Linked DNA regions of Homo sapiens: region 2 is linked to region 1. Evidence: read pairs that join two places in POLR2A ChIA-PET (ENCODE). Cell type or tissue: OCI-LY7. All regions are shown on one strand.

Region 1 (2,500 bases):
ATACAAAAATTAGCCGGGTGTGGTGGCACGTGCCTGTAATCTCAGCTACTCAGGAGGCTGAGGCAGGGAGAATAGCTTGAACTCAGGAGGTGGAGGTTGCAGTGAGCCAAGATCGTGCCACTGCACTCCAGCCTGAGTGACAGAGCGAGACTGACTCAAGAAAAAAAAAAAAGAAGGAAAAGAGAATCCTTAGGAAAGAGAATGGGACTGCAAAGGCAGGAGAAAACAGGGTCTCCTTCCCCACAACACACATGGCCAAGCAGAGCCCACAGTCTATACAACTGAGGTGGGAGCTGGGTGGGGCCTTCTGCTGTCACCTGTCATGGTCATAACAGGAATCGCAGTTACCAGAGCCCCTGTGGATGTCCCAGGCACCCCTTAAGCCAAGTGGTTTATACCAATTATGTTGGATTGATTTCATCTGTAATCTTCATACCTGTCCTGGGAGGAAAATGCCATCATGATCCACCTTTTACAAATGTCAAAAGCAAGGCACAGAGAAGTTAAGAAACATATCCCAGGTCACACAGCTCAAAGATGGAGCTGGGATTTGAGCCTGGGCAGGGTGATGCCAGAGTCCACCTGCTCGACTGCCCTGGATCTGCCCCAGCCGCCTTCAGAGAACGGGTGCTGATGGCCCCCTCGGCTCTAGGTCTCAGTGGAAAACCACCCTTGGCCATTTGGTGTTTAACTCCCAGATTCCACTCTGTCCTCTGTTGCGGCTGGGATCAGGGCTGTGAGGCACTTGCTTGGGCCTTGGGTGGGAGGGGGCGTGTCTGGGGATGTGAGTGCCAGAAAGAGTGAATGGCCTTGGGAGCGGGACAGAGACAATCTAGGGAGGCAGGGACCCCCCGCGGGCCTGAAACCACAACGGCTGAAGCTGGGCGGGGGGAAGCCCGGACGGGCCCAGAGGTCTCCTCGGGATCCACGGAAGGAAGATGCTATGGACACGGCTTTCTGAAGTTTCCTTGGGACCCCAGCTCACAGCTGCCCTTCTGTGTCTGCACTGGCTACTTCAAAAAATTCAGATCTAGCAGAATTTGGAGCATAATTTCCAAATGGCAATTCTGTTCCTAAAACTGAATCCAACCTGTTGCCTAATATAATCCCAGGAGCTCTTTACTGAGCCTCCAAAGAGGTCATTCCTCCAGCCCTGGGACCTGAATTCTGCCAGCGCCCAAGTGGGTAGGAAACAGAGGAACACAGCCCGGCAGACACCTTGCCCTCAGCCCTGTGAGTCTATTTCATGCTTCTGGCCTCCAGAACTGGAGGGGAATAAATGTGTGGTGTTTGAGTCACTACCTTTGTGGGCATTTGTTACAGCAGCAATAGGAAACAGGTGCATTTCCTCTGTCGTTTTTATTAATAGAATGTTAGTAATTTGCTGGTGTTGCTAGAGTTGCTGAGTGGCAAGCTGGGAACTTTACAGTCACTTCATCCGAGTCTGGCCAGCAGGAGGGACCCGGCTCAGAGGAGGAAGGACGTTTCCCAGGCCCCACAGGACCTGAAGCCTGGTCAGTCTGACACAGAAGATACCACACTCAGGCAGTACCCACCAGTGTCTCTACATCTTGATATGGTCTATGGCTAAAAATGAGACAATTCTTAGACCCATAGAAGGATTCTACTGAAGGAGACTCTAAAAACCTTTTAATCTGATTTTAGTTAGTCAGATGAGCAAAAAGAGGCCCAGAAGGATCAGGTGACTTGTCCAAGAACGCATAGCCAATTGCCTTAAATGGAATGATGCTGTTCCATTCAGCTCCTCCCCGTGGCCGGAACAGATCTGATTGAGTAGACTACAGCAGTATCCACTCTTGCCCTCTCTTGCCCTAGTTGTAAGACCCCCAGTTTTCAGGGGGTTGCATGGCCACCCAGAATAAAGACTACATTTTCCTTGCAGTGAGGTATGGCCACGTGAAACAGGGAGGTGAGCAGAAGTTTTCTCAAGTGTTCTTTAAAGGAACAGGGGACATCCTTCTCTGTTCCTTCCTTTTTCCTGGCTGGAAAGAAGATGTGATGGCTGGAGCTCACGCAATAATTTTGGACCCTGAGGATGGCAGAGTCATGAGTCACCCTAAAGACTTTGTGGAACCTCCTCCTGGCCCTGGAATGCTGCCCCGGACTTCATTTTTATAGGAAAGAAAAATATGCCAGGAGAATCCCGTTTCTTTTTTAAAGAGCGATTGTGATTTCTGCTTGTTTTGTTTTCTGCCCCTTGTAGCCAAACCTCATTTAACTAATAAAGGAAAATATTCAAGTGACAGACCTTCTGGGGAGAGAAAGATGTGATGTTTCAAAGACAGCTTCTAGTAAAGGCTCAATGCCAGCCTCCCCCTCCACCATGACTGCTGACCCTTCTAAGATCCCACTCTGGCCAGCTGCTGCCAAAATATGGCAGAAATTGTGCCAGAAAGTGCCAGAAATGGTGCCCTGTCTGCATAATCCAGGATGGTTCACCCCCAACTCGGCCCTCCCCGTGCCTCTGAGTACCCCCAGT
Region 2 (2,500 bases), 130 kb after region 1:
ACTTCAATAAAGCTGTCACACGTATTCTTTTTTAAAGTCACCTCCTCAGACGCTTCTTTGCCAACTTTAACATATCTAATCTTCCATCACATCCCCTGGAATTTCTTGTTTACACTCAAAATCTCTTCCCCCCCAGAATGCTGGCTCCAAGAGGGCAGCCACTTGCCTGGATTCTTCCCTTAATGCATACTGGGTCCCACAGTACAATGCCTGGCCCAGGGCGGCTGGTGTTTAATACTACTTGCCTGGAGAAGTACTGCCTGTACGGTGGCACCTATATACGTATACAATAAATACTTGGCGGGCTAAGACAGAAACAGACTTAGTTTCAGAGACTGGTAACTGCTACGAAAGAAATGGAGCAGGTTGACGTGGAAGAGGCTAAAAGGGGACGCCCTTCTGCAAAGCGGCCAGGGAAAGCTTCTCCCAGGAGCTGACATGTATCTGACGAGACGCCAGACGTGTAAGGGGGAGGGACAGAGGCGACACACACTGCATTAACGCAATGTGACCCTTCCCAGAGGCTCAGTTCCCCCACAAGAGAAACGATGGATTAGGCCCTAGGTGACCCCTAAGGCCATTTCCAGCTCTGACCTCGCTTCCAGGGCCCAGTAACGAAGCTTAGTCAACAGTCCCGCTCGCGCCCCAGCATCCCGCAGAAGCGCGCTCCCGGGAGGCAACTCGGCCTCTGCGGGAGCCATGGCGGCGGTTAACGACGGGACGCGCGCGGCACGGGGCCTACCTGGGGGTCTCGCCCCGGCGGAAAGCGGCGGCCGGGAGCAGAAGGGTCTGAGGAGTTTGCGAACCTGCTCTGGCGCGAAGGACGAGGGCCAGGAGCGCGGACAGAAATCCCAGGAGCCCGAAGCCTCCTTAAGCCTGCGGTAGAAACTGCCCTGACTACCGCGGAAACAACGCGCGTGCGCCCTGGAGCCACTTCCTGCGTCGCCCGGAAATCGTCGAAGAAAAAGGCTCCTTTTCCCGCAAGGCGACAGCACATGCGCAAAAACGCTTTACACCAGCAGTTTGCGAATTGGTCCAAAGTTGATGTAGCCGCTGCAAGTTACTAAGCGACTGCTTTTATAAATCCGCAACTGGCCAGGCGCGGTGGCTCACGCCTGTAATCCCAGCACTTTGGGAGGCCGAGGCGGGCTGATCACCTGGGGTCAGGAGTTCAAGACAAGTCTGGCCAACATCGTGAACCGCCCCGCCCCCCGCCCCCCCCGCCCCCCCGCGCCGCCCCCCCCCGCCCCCCGCCCCCGTCCCCCCGCCCCCCCCGCCCCCCCCGCCCCCCGTCCCCCCGCCCCCCCGCCCCCCCGTCCCCCCGTCAGTACTAAAAATACAAAAATTAGCCGGGCATGGTGGCGGGTGCCTGTAATCCCAGCTGCTTGGGAGGCTAAGGCAGGAGAATCGCTTGAACCCAGGAGGTGGAGGTTGCAGTGAGCCGAGACCATGCCATTGCACTCCAGTCTGGACAACAAGAGCGAAACTCCATCTCAAATCAGTCAATCAATCCGCAACTAGGGCTAGTGCAAGGTAGCTAGCTGTTTTCTCTTGTGAATTAATTATTGCATTTATCATGTATAAACATCTAAAAGATTCTGATTGCTTCCAATTCACGTCCAAGGCCAACCTCCGAGAAGCTGCTCTAACGCTGCCTCCGAACAAGGCGAGGTCGGCCGCGGGTTTCCCGCCCTGGCCTCTCCCTGTTTGCCCACTGGGGTACCCTGAGCCCACCTCGGGGCTCTTTGGGCCTCAGTTTCCTGCTGCATGGTGGGGAAAATGATGCCAGGGCTGTTCCTAATTAGGGTCAAGTGAAATCATACGTGAACTACTCTTACTAATAGAACTGTCTGTAGAAATGTTAAGGGATTCTTATTACTCACACACGCCCACTCCAAATATTTCAGTTGGTTGTTTCCTCCCAACCCCTACTTTTAGGAGCATCTGAAGAAGGAAGTGAAGGAAAAGACAGATCACAAGGAAGGGATTTCGTGAGGTTATGTAGCTACCCTGGATTCTCTCCTTCACTACTCAGTGTGGTCTGCGTGCCTTGACCTTCTTAAGGAGGTTTAGGATCTGGGGTATCTTTTTATAAAATGCAGATTCAGTAGGTCTACGATGGGCCTAAAAATCCACATTTCTACCAAATTCCCAGCAGAGGTTGCTGGGCCGTGAACCAGAGTTAAGTACCAAGGCTGTAGATCATTTGGAATCCTGGGCAGCTTTTTAAAAACTGTGATGTTTACACTGCACCCTTAGAGATTCTGATTTAGTACGCCTGGGCTAGAAAAGAGGAAATTAATATTTTTTAAAAGCTCCCCAGGTGATTCTAAGATGCAGCCAAGACTGAGAACCTCTAGTCTAGACGATGATGGTAATAATAGCTCTTTTGAGCATCACCCTATGCTAAGCGCTTTAGATGCTCCATCTCCTGTAGTTTCCAGACCAGCCCTAAAAGATAGGTATTGTGATTATCTCCATTTTATAGATATGGAAAATG

Evidence for each region. ChIA-PET counts read pairs that join two places held together with the same protein. Peaks named below come from ENCODE experiments on the same cell type or tissue, not always from the same donor. Only the 100,000 strongest peaks of a DNase experiment are listed, where the experiment ranks them.
Region 2: POLR2A ChIA-PET joins it to region 1 with 7 read pairs; 2 of 35 experiments call an interaction of 5 or more read pairs at or near these places.

The regions. Positions count from the first base shown.
Region 1 is chr20:57,475,118-57,477,617 of GRCh38, reverse strand. No RefSeq gene overlaps it. Among named protein-coding and RNA genes, the nearest start is that of CTCFL, 49 kb to the left of the region's middle. RefSeq lists an enhancer at 816-1,316. In OCI-LY7, no CTCF peak of the experiment used is centred here; DNase peaks (open chromatin) are centred at 331, 1,337 and 1,717; H3K4me3 peaks cover 2,275 bases; H3K27ac peaks cover 2,500 bases.
Region 2 is chr20:57,349,665-57,352,164 of GRCh38, reverse strand. RAE1 (ribonucleic acid export 1) reads right to left here and starts at 910. Exons shown (of 12, transcript NM_003610.4): 1 at 743-910. RefSeq lists enhancers at 441-520, 711-1,279. In OCI-LY7, no CTCF peak of the experiment used is centred here; a DNase peak (open chromatin) is centred at 974; H3K4me3 peaks cover 1,215 bases; H3K27ac peaks cover 1,124 bases.